2 separate regions of the Homo sapiens genome follow, and region 2 is linked to region 1. Evidence: read pairs that join two places in POLR2A ChIA-PET (ENCODE). Cell type or tissue: endothelial cell of umbilical vein. All regions are shown on one strand. Region 1 overlaps ATG13 (autophagy related 13). Region 2 overlaps CREB3L1 (cAMP responsive element binding protein 3 like 1).

Evidence for each region. ChIA-PET counts read pairs that join two places held together with the same protein. Peaks named below come from ENCODE experiments on the same cell type or tissue, not always from the same donor. Only the 100,000 strongest peaks of a DNase experiment are listed, where the experiment ranks them.
Region 2: POLR2A ChIA-PET joins it to region 1 with 7 read pairs; 1 of 35 experiments calls an interaction of 5 or more read pairs at or near these places.

Annotation. Positions count from the first base shown.
Region 1 is chr11:46,646,350-46,654,349 of GRCh38, reverse strand. It overlaps ATG13 (autophagy related 13), which reads right to left. Exons shown (of 19, transcript NM_001346311.2): 6 at 5,167-5,213; 7 at 4,033-4,173. Among named protein-coding and RNA genes, the nearest start is that of ATG13, 33 kb to the right of the region's middle. In endothelial cell of umbilical vein, no CTCF peak of the experiment used is centred here; a DNase peak (open chromatin) is centred at 4,819; H3K27ac peaks cover 2,768 bases.
Region 2 is chr11:46,304,807-46,312,806 of GRCh38, reverse strand. CREB3L1 (cAMP responsive element binding protein 3 like 1) reads right to left here. Exons shown (of 12, transcript NM_052854.4): 3 at 4,807-4,991; 4 at 2,740-2,818; 5 at 1,618-1,775; 6 at 333-482; 7 at 137-195. Among named protein-coding and RNA genes, the nearest start is that of CREB3L1, 31 kb to the right of the region's middle. RefSeq lists an enhancer at 5,600-6,295. In endothelial cell of umbilical vein, a CTCF peak has its summit at 4,067 (motif pointing right); a DNase peak (open chromatin) is centred at 4,086.

The DNA of each region.
Region 1 (8,000 bases):
TTGATAAGTGGTCTTTAGTTGTGGGAAGCTCTCTTTTACATATATATATATATATATATATATATAAAATTTTAAAAATAGTAGTGATGAGGTCTTGCCATGTGACCCAGGCTGGTCTGAAACTCCGGGGCTCAAGCAATCCTCCCACCTCAGCCTCCCAAAGTGCTGGGATTACAGGTGTGAGCCAACTGTGCCTGGCCATGAAGAAATCTCTAAGTAGATGGCTTAACAAAGCAGGAAATCTTTTCCACCGTGGAATAATGAACTAGGTAAGACTATTCTGAAAAAAAAAAATAAAAACATAAACACAGTGGAACCTTCCTATGATTCTCCCTGGACAGGCCAGTCTATATTAGCAAAAAGTTTGAATTCAAAATACCTAAAATCTATTTTCATATTTTTCAAGTAATATTGTTAAAATTAAATATACACATGGGTTTATTCAATAAATACTAAGCTCCAACAATGTATGAAGAAGCTTCGCCAGGCGCGGTGGCTCACGCCTGTAATCCCAGCACTTTGGGAGTCTGAGGCGGGTGGATCATGAGGTCAGGAGATCGAGACCATCCTGGCTAACATGGTGAAACCCCGTCTCTACTAAAAATACAAAAAATTAGCCGGGCGTGGTGGCGGGTGCCTGTAGTCCCAGCTACTCGGGAGGCTGAGGCAGGAGAATGGCGTGAACCTGGGAGGCGGAGCTTGCAGTGAGCCGAGATTGTGCCATTGTACTCCAGCCTGGGCAACACAGCGAGACTCCGTCTCAAAAAACAAAAAAAAAAAAAAGAAGCTTCATGGTTAGATGTTAGGAATGAAATAAGGATAAATCTGAATCCTAGGTCTTACAGACTACAGTTTTGTATGAAAGAAAAGAAATGTAGCTGGACATGGTGGCTCACGCCTGTAATCCCAGCACTCTGGGAGGCCGAGGTGGGCGGATCAATTGAGGTCAGGAGTTCAAGACCAGCCTGGCCAGCATGGTGAAACCCCATCTCTAATTAAAATACAAAAATTAGCCAGGCGTGGTGGTGCATGCCTATTAATCCCAGCTACTTGGAAGGCTGAGGCACGACAATCACTTGAACCAAGGAGGTGGAGGTTGCAGTGAGCCAAAATCGTGCCACTGCACAGCCTAGGTGAGCAAGACTCCACCTCAAAAAAAAAAAAAAAAAGAAAAGAAATGAAATGTATGTAAATATCTGAAATACAAAGCACAAAAGTACTACAGATACGACAGACAAAAGATACTAAAAAAGCAGGGATCAGCAAACCTTTCTGTAAAGGACCAAATGGTAACTATTTTAAGATTGTGGGCCGTATAGGCTATAACAAATACTCAGCTTTCTGTTGTATTGCAAAAGTAGCCATAGACAATATGTAAACAAAGGGGATGGCTGTGTCCTAAAAAAACTTTTTTTATAAAAACAAGCAGATGGTCGGCTGACCATAGTTTAGTGACTCCTGCCATAAAGTAATATAGGAACAATGTTAATAAAGTGTTGGTAAAAGAGATCTTGCTAAGTAAATACCCTTTAAGGCCTTTAACAAGAAGCTGAGACTCAGGCAGTTCACTATTCATGTAAATACTGATACAGTGCTTAAAATTTGCTAAACTTTTTCTTGGCAATGTGTATTTTTTTGAGACAGAGTCTTGCTCTGTCACCCAGGCTGGAGTGCAGTGGTGTGATCATGGCTCACTGAAGCCTTGACCTTCTGGACCCAAGCAATCCTCCCTCAGCCTCCTGAGTAGCTGGGACTACAGATGTGAACCACCACACCTGGCTAATTTTTTACATTTTTAGTAGAGACAAGGTATCACTATGTTGCCCAGGCTGGTCTCGAACTCCTGACCTCAGGTGATCCTCCTGCCTCGGCCTCCCAAAGTGCTGGGATTATAGGCGTGAGTCACTACACCTGGTCAAGACTATTCTTTAATGGTATCACGCTGTTAACCTTCTAACAACAGTATAAAAAGCAGGTGGAAAAGCCAAGTCTACCTCTGAGATCACCCACATCTCTAGATCTAAGCTACAGTTATTTGTATCCAAAAGCACTCCTAAATGATCAACATCCTGTGAGCAGCACTAGTTTGTTTGGGTTTTTTTGAGATACAGTATAGCCCTGTCACCCAGGCTGGAGTGCAGTGGTGTGATCTTGGTTCCCTGCAACCTCCGCCTCCTGGGTTCAAGTGATTCTCATGCCTCAGCCTCCCGAGTAGCTGGGATTACAGGAGCGTGCCACCCTGCCCAGCTAATTTTTTGTATTTTTAGTAGAGACAGTGTTTCGCTATGTTGTCAGGCTTGTCTCGAACTCCTAACCTCAAGTGACCACCCACCTCAGCCTCTCAAAGTGCTGGGATTACAGCCGTGCGTCCGGCCCCTGTGAGCAGTAATGATTACTCCAGAGATACCTAATAAAGGAACACTTTAAACACTGGTATGAAAAGGACTAGCAGTCCTAGGTAACTAAGCCGATGATTTTAGTAGGGTATCTTTCTAATATATCTCAATAGAAGTCTAGCAATTTTCAAATAAAACAACTTGAAACCAGAAGACTACGGAGAAGACGGCAAAAATTTATTAAAGACCTAGAAAAATAGACATGGTTAGGCTTGCTAGGATATTGCTAAGAAAGTTAAAGGAAATGACAACTATTCTCAGGTACCGGATTATTTCAACAGAACTAGATAAGTCTCTCCTCCTTTGGTCCCTCTATCTTGCTATACTATTCGTCTAAAAATCAGCTCTATACATGTAAGGCAAAGGCTTAAACCAATGGCTTATCACTAAATACAAAAGAAAGGCATCTTTGGTAGATTTGGGACCCCAGCATTCCAAGCTCTTCTCTCACACTTTGCTACATACCCTCTACTCCACCACTCTGGTTCATCTGACAATCTGAGCAGAGCTCTGACCCTGCCCTCCACTTCTGTGCCTTGCTAGCTGCTGAACTCTCCATCTGGAATAATTATTCTCCCTCACTTTTACCAGCTCAAATTCTCTTTCCCTAATAGGCTAGCTTGAATGCTACTTCCTTCATAAGAACTGCACTGTTTACCAACCAGAACAAATTTTATCTTTCTATATTCTCTCAGTACCTTTTTTTCCTGATTCTGGTTTGCAGTTTTCAAATCCTGCTTTTTAAAAGTAATTATACATGTATCAAATTGTTTTCCTCACTACATTAAACCACCTCTAATGCTGGGCCTCTGTATAGTTCTTAAGTTCTCCTGGCACAATGCTTGCACTAAAAAGGTGCTCAATAAATGTGCTGAGGTGAAATGCTCCAAGGAAAATACTCTGTTGACCCATTCTTTATATCCACAGACAACTAATTAAAAACTTAAACTGAGTTAACAGTTTGTTAGACAAAGTTTTAATTTAACCCTGGAATACAGAAAACTGTGGAATCTTCCCAGTATAGACTGTTTTTCAAAGTCTTGACTTCCAGGCCGGGTGCCGTGGCTCACACCTATAATCCCAGCACTTTGGGAGGCTGAGGCAGGCAGATCACAAGGTCAGGAGCTCGAGACCAGCCTGGCCAATATGGTGAAACCCTGTCTCTACTAAAAATACAAAAATTAGCTGAGCATGGTGGCGGGTGCCTGTAGTCCCATCTACTCGGGAGGCTAAGGCAGGAGAATCACTTGAACCCGGGAGGCAGAGGCTGCAATGGGCCAAGATCGCGCCATTGCACTCTAACCTGGGCGATGGAGCGAGACTCCGTCTCTAAATAAATAAATAAATAAAACTCTTGACTTCCTTCCCTAGCTCTAAGATGTTTATCACTAGGACCTCAACATCCATTCCACAGGAATCACGATTGTGCATATAGAAAAGGATAATAAACCTGGTGGCTTTGGAAGGGTGAGGTTCATAAGGCAGGCTGGATAGTGATCACATGAAAGCGACAGCATCAATAATCCAACAAACCAACCAACTGTCCAAAACATCATCACAGAACATCTAAATGCCAGACAATGTACAAAGTGAGGGGGTTGATGAGTGAATCAAGATGACCATCTATGCTGTTTACCTGTATAATATGACATATTCATGCCCTTGTTTCCTGGAGAGCCTATAGGCTGGTGTCACCCTAGTTATAGCAAGAAGGGACTTCAGCAGCAATGACAGTCTGTTGTACACCGTGTAGGAAACTTTGATTTCTTTATCACACCTGCCAGGCACAAAGATATGGTCAGCATTCTTCTATTTAGCGCTGGAGCTACACAAGACCAAATTTATTATTAAGACATGTTCTGACTAACCAGAGAACTCTAATTACACCTTTATCAACAGATTACTGAGGTAAGCCAATGTTTTACTTTCTCATGTACTAGACACAGGCAAATGAGCACCAAAAGGCACCCAATATATTTTTTCTAGCTTCAAAGTGGTTATTTTTTTTTTAGAAATAAAGCAGCACATCTGAAAACATATAAATAAATAAATACTGCAATTATATACACTGAAGGTGCAAACATGTACTATCCTATGAGCTGTCTATCTCGATAATCTAACAGAAGTCTGCAGAAAAGTCAGCTTGGCTCTAAAATTTTGGGTCATAACCTGGCAATTGCATTTATTCAATAAAGAAAATTAATGTCCACCACATATACTTATCACTAAGATTTTTCTTTTGATGTGTTGATGTTTCCTCAATTTTCCTATATACTCTTGTTGAAAACTGAAGCTTCAGGCAAGAGATAAGCTAATCTGCCTTGAAAGAAGAAAATGGGGAAAGGAAATAACATGCATTTCCAATCCATGACCCATACAGTCTGTAAAAAGGAGCAGGGAGGGGAAATCTTATTGGATGGCTGCCACACAGAAAACAGACAAAACAGAGTAGTCATATTACAAGAGCTCGCAAGGGATTTAATCAGAGAACTAGCTGTACTCTGGGAAAACAACAAAGCCTTTTCAGCTTTTTCTGCTGCTCCTTTCCCTGTAGTATCTGAGTCTCTCTGGACTGATGTTCCCTCTGAAGGTCATCTCTGTGTCCAGGCTGGAAGCCAAGGATGAAGCAAATTGTAGCAAAGACCTATTGGCTTTGTTAAGTGGTCAGAATGCCCTCCCTGACTCTGAAAACAAAGCCCTGCTTTTCACATGATGTCATCTACTTTATCCTCAGCAACCACAACCAAGGACCCTAAGACGCAGCACTTACTTTTCATTCATTTCAAGACACCATATTTCCAGCTCCATGGAATCTCCCTGTAGAAAGGACAAATTTAAAATATTTGTTTAAAAAATTTTTAATTTCAAAGCATTACAGTCACTATAAAAATATTAAAAGGTATAGATAAGCAAAAAAAAAAGAATAGATATCAACTTATAATCGAACAAGCCTCTTCTCTAAATAAAAGGGCAATCACAGTCTATATGCTATTTTGATGACTTGTTTTTTCTTAATAAATACGTCATGGAATTTTCCTTATAATTAAAAATTCTAAATCATTTAAAATGGTTCCACAGTATCCCACCATATGACTATCATTTTATCCAACCAGTCCTCCAATTCTTGGACATAAAGGTTGTTTCTCTCTCTCTCTTTTTTTTTTTTTTTTTTTTTTAAAGACAGAGTCTCACTCTGTCGCCCAGGCTGGAGTGCAGTGGTGCAATCTGGGCTCACTGCAAGCTCCGCCTCCCGGGTTCACGCCATTCTCCTGTCTCAGCCTCCTAAATAGCTGGGACTACAGGCGCCTGCCATCACAGCCAGCTAATTTTTTGTATTTTTAGTAGAGACGGGGTTTCACATGTTAGCCAGGATGATCTGGATCTCCTGACCTGGTGATCTGCCTGCCTTGGCCTCCCAAAGTGCTGGGATTACAGGCGTAAGCCACTGCGCCCGGCCAAGGTTGTTTCTTTATTCTTTTTTGGGGGTATCTTCATCTTAGTGTGAACATAAAGGTTGTTTCTAATTTTCATTACTGCAAAAATTGTGATAAACAACCTTGAGACTAAAACTTCTCCCACAAACTCAATTAATTTCTTTGGGAAAATTTTCAGAATTACAATTGCTGGGCCAGGCATGGTGGCTCACGCCTGTAATCCCAGCACTTTGGGAGTTGTACTAAAAATACAAAAATTAGCTGGGCGTGGTAGCGGGTGCCTGTAGTCCCAGCTACTCAGGAAGCTGAGACAAGAGAATCGCTTGAACCCAGGAGGGGAAGGTTGCAGTGAGCCAAGATCGTGCCACTGCACTCCAGCCTGGGCAACAGAGCAGGAAAAAAAAGTGCTGGGGGGGGTGGGGTTAAGTAATTTGGCTAAAGTCACTCAGCTGGGATTGAACTTGGCTCTGTGTAGCTCCAAATTCTATTTACCTTTCATTATACCATACAGCCTTATAATCTATCAGTGAAAATACATTGAAACAGTATCTGCATCAATCCTAATGTGAAATAAGGCAAGCAAAAACATTTTTTAAAACTCACAATACAGGCTGGGCAAAGTGGCTCACTCCTATAATCCCGGCACTTTTGGAGTGTGAGGCAGGAGGATCAGTTGAGGCCAGGAGTTTGAAGCTGCAGTGAGCTATAAGCAGAACTGCACTCCAGCCTGGGCAGTACAGGGAGACCCTGTCTCTACAAAATTTTTTTTTTTTTTTAAACATTAGCCATGTGTGGTGGTGCAGCATATACTCCCAGCTACTTGGAAAGGCTGAGGTGGGAGGATCCCCTGAACCTAGGAATTTGAGGCTGCAGTGAGCCATGACTGCGCCACTGCACTCCAGCCTGGGTGACAGAGTGAGACCCAGTCTCAGAACAATAGCAGGCTGGGCATGGTGGCTCAGGTCTGTAATCTTAGCACTTTGGGAGGCCCACGCAGGTGGATCACCTGAAGTCAGGAGTTCGAGACCAGCCTGGCCAACATGGTGAAACCTCGTCTCTACAAAAAATACAAAAAATAGCCAGGCATGGTGGCACGCACCTGTAATCCCAGCTACTCGGGAGGCTGAGGCACGAGAATCGCTTGAACCTGGGAGGCGGAGGTTGCAGTGAGCTGAGATCATGCCACTGCGCTCCAACCTACGCGACTCTGTCTCAAAAAAAAAAAACAAAAAAAAAAAACAAAAAAAACAAAAACCCAAAAAGCAACCACCACCACCACCCAGCAAGTCACACTCTAGAAACAAATATAAACAAAGCAGCATATGAAGTCTAAGTTAAGACTGCAGTTATATCTCCCATTAAAAGGGGGAAAGTTTCTAGAGCACGCGAGTCTTGAAGGATGAGCAGAAGTATGTCATGTGAACAAGAGGGTAAAGACCCTATACCAAGTGGTTGGAATAATAAGTTCAAAAACCACGACCCCTGTAATCCCAGCACTCTGAGAGACTGAGGCAGGCAGATCGCTTGAGCTCAGGAGTTTGAGACCAGCCTGGGCAACATGGTGAAACCCCATCTCTACAAAAAATACAAAAACTAGCTGGGCATGGTGGTGCATGCCTATAGTCTCAGCTACTCAGGAGGCTGAGGTGGGAGGACTGTTTGAGCCTAGGAGGTCGAGGCTGCAATGAGCCATGATTGTGCCACTGCACTCCAGCCTGGGTAACTGAGCAAGACCCTGTCTCAAAAAACAAAACAGGCCAGGCGCAGTAGCTCACGCCTGTAATCCCAGCACTTTAGGAGGCCGAAAGTGGGCGGATTACCTGAGGTCAGGAGTTCAACACCAGTCTGGCCAAAATAGCAAAACCCTGTCTCTACTAAAAATAAAGAAACTAGCTGGGCATGGTGGTAGGCTCCTGTAATCCAAGCCACTTGGGAGGCTAAAGCAGCAGAATCGCTTGAATCCAGGAAGCGGAGGCTGGAGTGAGTCAAGATCGTGCCACTGTACTCCAGCCTGGGCAACAAGAGTGAAACTCTGTCTCAAAAACAAAAACAAAAACAAAAAACAAAAAACAGGGTGGGTGCAGTGGCTCACCCTTGTAATCCCAGCACTTTGGGAGGCCAATGCGGGCGGATCACAAGGTCAGGAATTCGAGATCAGCCTGACTTAACA
Region 2 (8,000 bases), 340 kb after region 1:
TCACAACAGCTCCTCGGCCCAGCCCACCACCATCACACTCCCTGTGCCCCCTGCCTCTGCTGCCCCCTGAGGGAGGGCCTAGGGGAGGGCAGGTCAGGCAAGGGAGTGGATTGCCCACCCCTCCCAAGCCCCTTACTTCTTTTCTAGACACTCCACATACTCCTTCTTCTTACGACGGCTCTCCTGGGCTGAGATCTAGAGGGGGAGGCCCGAAAACAAGGGTTAGCACTGCCACATATTCACTTCCTGGGCCCCCCAATTTCAGAGCTGGTATGCCAGGGGAGCCCACCCACCAAGGAAGCCCTCTGAAGCCCCAGGGTGGCAGGCTTTACCTTGTTCTTGATTTTCCTCCGGACTCTCTTCAAGGCCTTCTCCTCGGCTTTGGTGAGGGGGAGTTTTGTGGGGATGGGGTAGCCCTCAGCAATCAGGGTCCGCTTCTCCTCCTCTGTCAGGAGCAGTGGCCCTGATGTCCCCTGTAATTTCTGTAGGAAGTATGATGTGGTAGTTAGGAGCCAGGCAGCCCTGGGTTCAAATTCAAGCTCTGCCATGTGCTATCTATATGACCTGGGCAAGGCACACAATGCTCTATGCCTCAGTTTCCTCATCTGGAAAGGGAGTGGATCTGGGTGAAATTCAGTAACATGTGTCAGGTGCCAGGGCCATGCTGAGAGCTCAGGTGTTAGGCTCTTAGTGCATTGTTCGGGAGGGCTTCCTGGATCCCATCCCTGAGACTGCACCCTCAAAGCTTACTTGTCCAGGGTGCCCCAAACAGCATCTCCCTCAGACCCCTCCCTACAATCTTGGCTTGGGAGACTCCACACCCATCCCAGGGCTCAGGGCCTAGCTCCATGTTTCCTGGGGATTCTGGACCATCTGGGCACTTCCCCTCACACAGCGCTCCTTGGAGGCAGCCTGGGTCATCCCCTGGAGGTCAGGAATGTCAAGTTCTAGTCCTGGCTCTGCAATAGTCTCCTGTTCACCATGAGGCAGGGCGAAAGGATTTGAATTCCTGACCAGATGCGGTGGCTCACGCCTGTAATCCCAGCCCTTTGGGAGGCTGAAGTGGGCAGATCAAGAGGTCAAGAGATTGAGACCAGCTTGGCCAACATGGTGAAATGCTGTCTCTACTAAAAGTACATAAATTAGCTGGGTGGTGGTGTGCACCTGTAATACCAGCTACTCGGGAGGCTGAGGCAGGAGAATCACTTGAACCCTGGAGGTGGAGGTTGCAGTGAGCCGAGATCGTGCCACTGCACTCCAGGCGACAGAGCGAGACTCCATCTCAAAAAAAAAAAACAAACAAAAAAAAGCCAGACACGGTGGCAAGTGCCTGTAATTCCAGCTACTTGGGAGGCTGAGACAGGAGAATTGCTTGAACCTGGGAGGCAGATGTTTCAGTGAGCCGAGATTGAGCCACTGCACTCCAGCCTGGGCAACAGAGCAAGACTCAAAAATAAAAGGATTAGAACTCCCATCTGCCAGGTAAGCATCCCTCTGAATTCTGATGAGGGTGGGGATCAGTCTCGGGGCTCCCCAAACCCTCCTGACTGGCCAGTGTGCTCAGGTGGATGTATTCAATTCCTCATTTCTGGGATCAGCCCACCCCCAGCTCCTTACGTGAGGGGCAGTGAGGAGTGGGGAGGTGGAGATGGCCGTGGAGGAGCGCGCCATGGGCCTGACAGGGCTGGAGGGGGGCAGAGAGCGGGGACTCTGGGAGCCGTCGCTGTCACTGCCATGGCTGCTGGGGGGCGTCGGAGGCATCTGCACCAGGTCCTCTGGGGAGAGCAGGGGAAACCGAGTTAGCAACGTTGCACATCAGCTCCACTTGGACATCATGAGTTCAGCTGAGCATGAGCTTGCACCAGCCCTGACATTGTGGGACACGGACTGCCAGGCGCTTGGTCTCAGCTATGACATCAGAAGCCCCTCTGCAGGGTCAGAAAGACAGTTGACATCTGGGTAGCCAATTCCTGGGTGCTGCCTCATCTGACACCACAGAGGCCCAGCTCCTTTACAAGCTCGCCCTTGGCATAGACATCATAGGAGCTGAATTCGTGGGAGGTCCTCTGTGACCTCTGACTTCACAGGGTTCAGGGCCTTAAGCTCAGCAACTCCAGAAGATCACTAAGCTCTAGCTCAGCAACCCCAGAAGGTGACTGGGGCCTCTCTCTCATAGGGTCAGGCTGGGCAAGCAGGAGCGATGGCAGCAGTAGATTGGGCAAGAAGAGGACTGGACGAAGGCTGGGTGCAGTGGCTCACCCCTGTAATCACAGCACTTTGGGAGGCTGAGACAGGTGGATCCCCTGAGTCAGGAGTTCAAGACCAGCCTGACCAATATGGCCAAACCCCGTCTCTACTAAAAAATACAAAAATTAGCCAGGCGTGGTGGTGGGCACCTGTAATCCCAGGTACTTAGGAGGCTGAGACAGGAGAATTGCTTGAACCTGGGATGGGGAGGTTGCAGTGAGCTGAGATCGTGCCATGGTACTCCAGCCTGGGTGACAGAGTGAGACTCCATCTCAAAAAACAAACAAACAAACAAACAAACAAAAAACAAAAACGAAGAGGACTAGACGAAGAGTGGGCATGGATGGAGGGACAGTGGGTAGGGCAGGGTGGAGAGGATATTCTGGGTGGGGGAAGGTTGTCAAGAGATAGGGATGGGCTGAACCAAGGAAGTGGGGATGCTATCTGCCTATGACTGGAGGGGAAAAGAGCCCTTCCCCTGGACACACCTACCCGGTGTCACTTTGAGGAACTGGTTCACCTCCAGAGGCTCTGCTTTGATCACTGGCAGCTGAGTCATCTCTCCCGGGGCCTGAGGAACAGACAAGCCCAGCTCCATTAGCTGCCCCTGGGTCTGTCCCCACCATGCCATCTACCCACCTCCTCCCTAAAGCTGGTTGCCTGCCCTGCACAGTTGGGGAAGTGGCTGGGCTTGGAGTTCTGGGCACAGCTGCAAGGGAACAGAGGCAAGCTCTTGAGCTTAAAGAAGCCAAGTCACACCTAAGAGAAAGGATTGCTGGCCAAGCAGTGTAGCTCAGACCTTAAGCTCAGAGAAGGTGAGCCTCTGAGTGTGGGGCCACCTTCCACACCAACTGTGAAGGCCACACAGGCTTTGGTATGTGGGTTGCCATGAGAATAAAACAAGAGGTAATGTCTGGAACAGTGTAGCTGTTCAATGGCTGGTAGCAGTAGTACAGAAGGAGGCATTAATTGGCTGGGGGCTCCGAGGATGCTCCCTGAGAAGTCAAAGTCTGAAATGAGTCCCGGGGTATAAATAGAAGTAGAATCTAGACAAAGAAGTTGGAGGCAATGAGAGCTCCTAATGGGTTGAAGTAAGGGCTTGATAGAATCAGATGGACATTTTTAACAAACATGCATTTCTCTTTATTTCTATTCTGACTTGTTGTTCCAGAAAGGACTTCAAGAGCATGCATGGCTTTGTACACATGACTACCAACATGCAAGTAAGTGGTGCTCTGTCTGAGGAAGGCGTTGTTGGGGGCTGGATTGCAGGCCCTGGGCTGCAGCCCCAGAGAGATCATGATATTGTGGGTGGGACGCAGAATCCAGAATGTAGGCTGATGAGTAAGAATCCCAGAAGGTTCAAGTTGGCAGGGACCTTGGAGATTCCTTGGTCTACATCCCAGCTCAGCCCTCAAGTGACAGAGAGGGGACTGCGGTGCAGAGAGCTCACTGTTGACAATGCCAGCTCCTGTGCCTTCCACTAGGGGTTATGACCTCACTCGCGTGGGCTTCAGGGTCTGGCAGGCCGAATTTGGAAGGCATGTCAGTTGCTTCTAACTGCATGATTTTGGGCAAATTACTTAACCCCTTGAGCCTCAGTTTCCCTTTCTGAAGTCTCCTCTTCCCTGGCTGCTGCTGCTGTCACTCCATCCCTTCCTGCTTTGGCAAGGCCTGAGGAGTCTCAGAGCCAGTCTTGGAGATGGTCTCAAAAGATCCTGCATATTTGCCGCCGACCCTTGATCCCACGGGTCTGTGGTGGGGCAGGGAGGGGCTGACCTTTCTTGCCTTCAGCCACGTACAGTTAGAGCAAGTGAGCCGTGTGGCCAGCAGGGGGCAGGGCCAGCCACGCTCCCATCTAGGGATTTTAAGATGCTGCTCATCCTGTGGAATCCCAGGGCTAGAAGCACCTTAGGGGGTTCATGAGCCCCTTTTACAGAGAAGGAGGATGTGCAACATGCCCAGAACACAAAGGAGGCACCGAGTTGGGACTCAGGCAGGACCTCGGCTAGGAGCCAGGGGTCTGGGGTTCACATTCCCAGAGGGGTCTTGGGTTTATAGCTGAATGCTGTCATCTACACATTGGTGGAGGAGGGAGTTCAGCCTGAGAGTGTGGGTTAAAAATATTAATCTCATAAATGTAAACAATTGGAATATAGCACACTTTTTTTTGTAATTTCCTTTTTGGTCTTTTTTCTTTTTTAAAAATACTGAAGCTTTGAGAAAAGTCAGTGGCCTGGGCTGTCTCCACCTCTGAGACCCTGGACTGGGCTCCTGATGCCACCCCTGCCTGGAGCCCTGCAAGCTGTCTTTTTCTGCACAGACGAGAGCCTCAGTTACTCCAAGGGGGCTGTGGCTTGTGCCCGTTGCGGTATGGTGAGGGGGCAGCCAGGGGGGTAGGCGGAGGCCTGGGCTGGGCGGGGGCTTCCCACCCTCAGCCCTGAGGCTCATGTCTTCCTGTTCACAGAGCCCCAGGGCACAGGGCTTTGGGCACCTCTTCCCACAGACCCACCAGCCCTCCTCCCTCCCTCAGCCGCTACAAACAGTTCCCAGGCTCACCTGGTGGGGGATGGGCAGCCTGGACAAGGGGCTGAGGCCCAGCAGCGGGGTGGTGGCCATGGCGGCCGCGGCAGCCATGGCCGAGGGGGCAGCCAGAGGGTCCACGGGCAGCTCCGGGCTCTGCTCCTGCTTCACCATGATGGAGCACAGTTTGTGTCCCAGCGCCCATGCTCCATGCTCTGCATCTAGGGGAAGGGGAAAGGCTCAGGGGACTCTAGGGCAGAGGTCTCAGCCCCCTGCCTGCCCCCTGGGAGCTACCCTAGGCTGAACTGAAGAGAGCTGTTAGGGTAGACCAGGGGGCAGGCAGGAAAGAGGGTGGTTGTGAGGTGAGGAGGAGTTGTCTGGGGCCAGAAGAGGTGAGGACATCCTCTTCATTCAGCAGCTTACAGAATGAGCTTGGGCACCAGATTCACACTCCTCTTGATTGGCTGTGTGTGTGACCTTAGGCTAGTTGCTTAACCTCTCTGAGCCTGAGCTTCTTCATCTGCAAAATGGGGAAAGGAACAGGACGTACCTAATACAGAAGTTCTGAGGCTTAAGTAGTATAATGTACATAAGACACTTAACACTGTGAGTGTTAATACTTAACACTGGTGAGAAGTAAATGTTCAGGCTGAGCGCCGTGGCTCACTCCTGTAATCCCAGCACTTTGGGAAGTCAAGACAGGCAGATCGCTTGAGCCCAGGAGTTCGTGACCAGCCTGGGAAACATGGCGAAATCCCATCTCTACAAAAAATACACACACACAAAATTAGCTAGGTGTGGTGGTGTGTGTCTATAATCCCAGCTACTCAGGAGGCTGAGGTGGGAGAATCACTTGAGCGGCCAGGTGCAGTGGCTCATGCCTGTACTCCAGTTCTTTGACAGGCCAAGGCAGGTGGATCGCTTGAGTCCAGGAGATTGAGACCAGCCTGGACAACATGGTGAAAGCCTGTCTCTACTAAAAATACAAAAATTAGCCAGTTGTGGCGGCACGTGCCTGTTAGTCCCAGCTGCTCAGGAGGCTGAGGCAGGCAGGAGAATCACTTGAACCCGGGAGGCAGAGGTTGCAGTGGGCTGAGATCGCACCACTGCACTCCAGCCTGGGCAAGAGTGAGACTCTGTCTGAAAAAAAAAAAAAAGAGAGAGAATTGCTTGGGAGGAGGAGGTTGCAGTGAGCCAAGATTGTGCTACTGCACTCCAGCCTAGACAGACAGAGTGAGACCCTGTCTTGAAAAAAAAAAAAGAGTAAGTGTTCAATAAATACAAGCCAGTGTTAATACAACTACTGTTATTTAGTAAACATTTACTGTGCTAGATGCTGGGGATATAGCAAGAGTCACAAGCAGTTTAGCATAGTTGGAATGCAAAGGGGAGTGGAAGATGGGGTCAGAGAGGCCAGTGGGGGTGGCTTGGCCTTGGAGGCTGGGTTAGTTCAGAGATGTGACTTTATCCTAAAGCAAATGGGGAGCCGCTGAAGAGTTTTGTATGTGCTCAATTTTTTTTTTTTTTTTTATTGAGACAGGATCTCACTCATTCGCCCAGGCTGGAGTGCAGTGGTGCCATCATGAGTCACTGCAGTCTTGACCTTCCTGGCTCAATTGGTTCTCCCGCCACAGCCTCCTAAGTAGCTGGGACTACAGGCGCATGCCACCATGCCCAGCTAATTTTTGTATTTTTTTGTAGAGATGTTGCCCAGGCTGGTCTCGAACTCCTGAACTCAAGTGATCCACCCACCTCGGCCTCCTGAAGTGCTGGGATTACAGGCATGAGCTATTGCACCTGGCCCAAATTTGCAATTTTAAGAAAGATTATGGCTGGGTGCGGTAGCTCACGCCTATAATCCCAGCTTTGGGAGGCTGAGGCAGGAGGATCGCTTGAGCCCAAGAGTTCAAGGCTGCAGTGAACTATGATCAGACCACTGCACTCCAGCTGGGTGACAGAGCGAGACCCTATCTCTAAAATTAAATCAATTAAAAAAATATGGCCTGGCGCGGTGGCTCACGTCTGTAATCCCAACACTTTGGGAGGCTAAGACGGGCGGATCATGAGGTCAGGAGATCGAGACTATCCTGGCTAACATGGTGAAACCCCGTCTCTACTAAAAATACAAAAAATTAGCTGGGCATGGTGGCGGGCGCCTGTAGTCCCAGCTACTCGGGACGCTGAGGCAGGAGAATGGCATGAACCCGGGAGGCGGAGCTTGCAGTGAGCCGAGATTGCGCCACTGCACTCCAGCCTGGGCGACAGAGCGAGACTCCGTCTTAAAAAAAAATATATATATATATACACACACACACACACACACACACACACACACACACACACACATATATACACACACACACATATATATACACACATATATACACACATATATATGTATATATATACATATATATACACACACACATATATATGTGTGTGTATATATACATATATATATATATAAAAGATCACTCTGCCCTCGTGTGGGGACTAGACTGGCTGCAGGCAAGATGGAGGCAGGGAGAACTGCAGGAAGTGTTGAAATCGGCCAGGAGAGAGAGAAGGGGAGGCCTGAGCAAAGGCAGTGGCAGTTGTGATGGAGAGGAGGGAACAGATTTAGAAGGAAGCATCCACAGGACCCAGTGACTGGGGGTATGAGGCGGGTGGAGGAGGCGGCGGTGGGGAGCGGTGGGGAGCAGTGAGAGGTGAGGCTTAGATTTCCTGAGGGAAGAACCCACCTCCTGCCCACCTAGTGGGCCTCCTGGTTTCACCTGGGCAATAGGGCTGGCAGGCATCACCCCTTTTCCTGATGGGTGCCCACAGTCTTCCACTCTAAGTCAGCCCTGTTCATGGTGGCCACACTGCCTGGTAGCCATTGAAGCAGCGGGTAAGACAGGGGAGAGGGGAGGGGAGCCAACATTCAAGGCAGGGCTGGAGGGGACTCTGGACTTTGGGGCCTGCTGTGGTCGGGGAGAGGCAGTAGTGGCTGATTGACCACCTTGGAGGCCAGGCCGCACCCTGTTGGGAGCCTGAGTGCCCCAGCTCTGGGCCACAGGCTGCCCATGGGCTCCAGGAATACCCACAATCTTCCCAAATTACAGGGCCTGGCCACCGGCCTCCGGGAAGCTGCCCCCTGCAAAGGGCCCACAGACAAATTGCTTTAAAAATAGACGTGGGAGCTGGGTGTGGTGGCTCATGCCTGTAATCTCAGCAATTTGGGAGGCTGA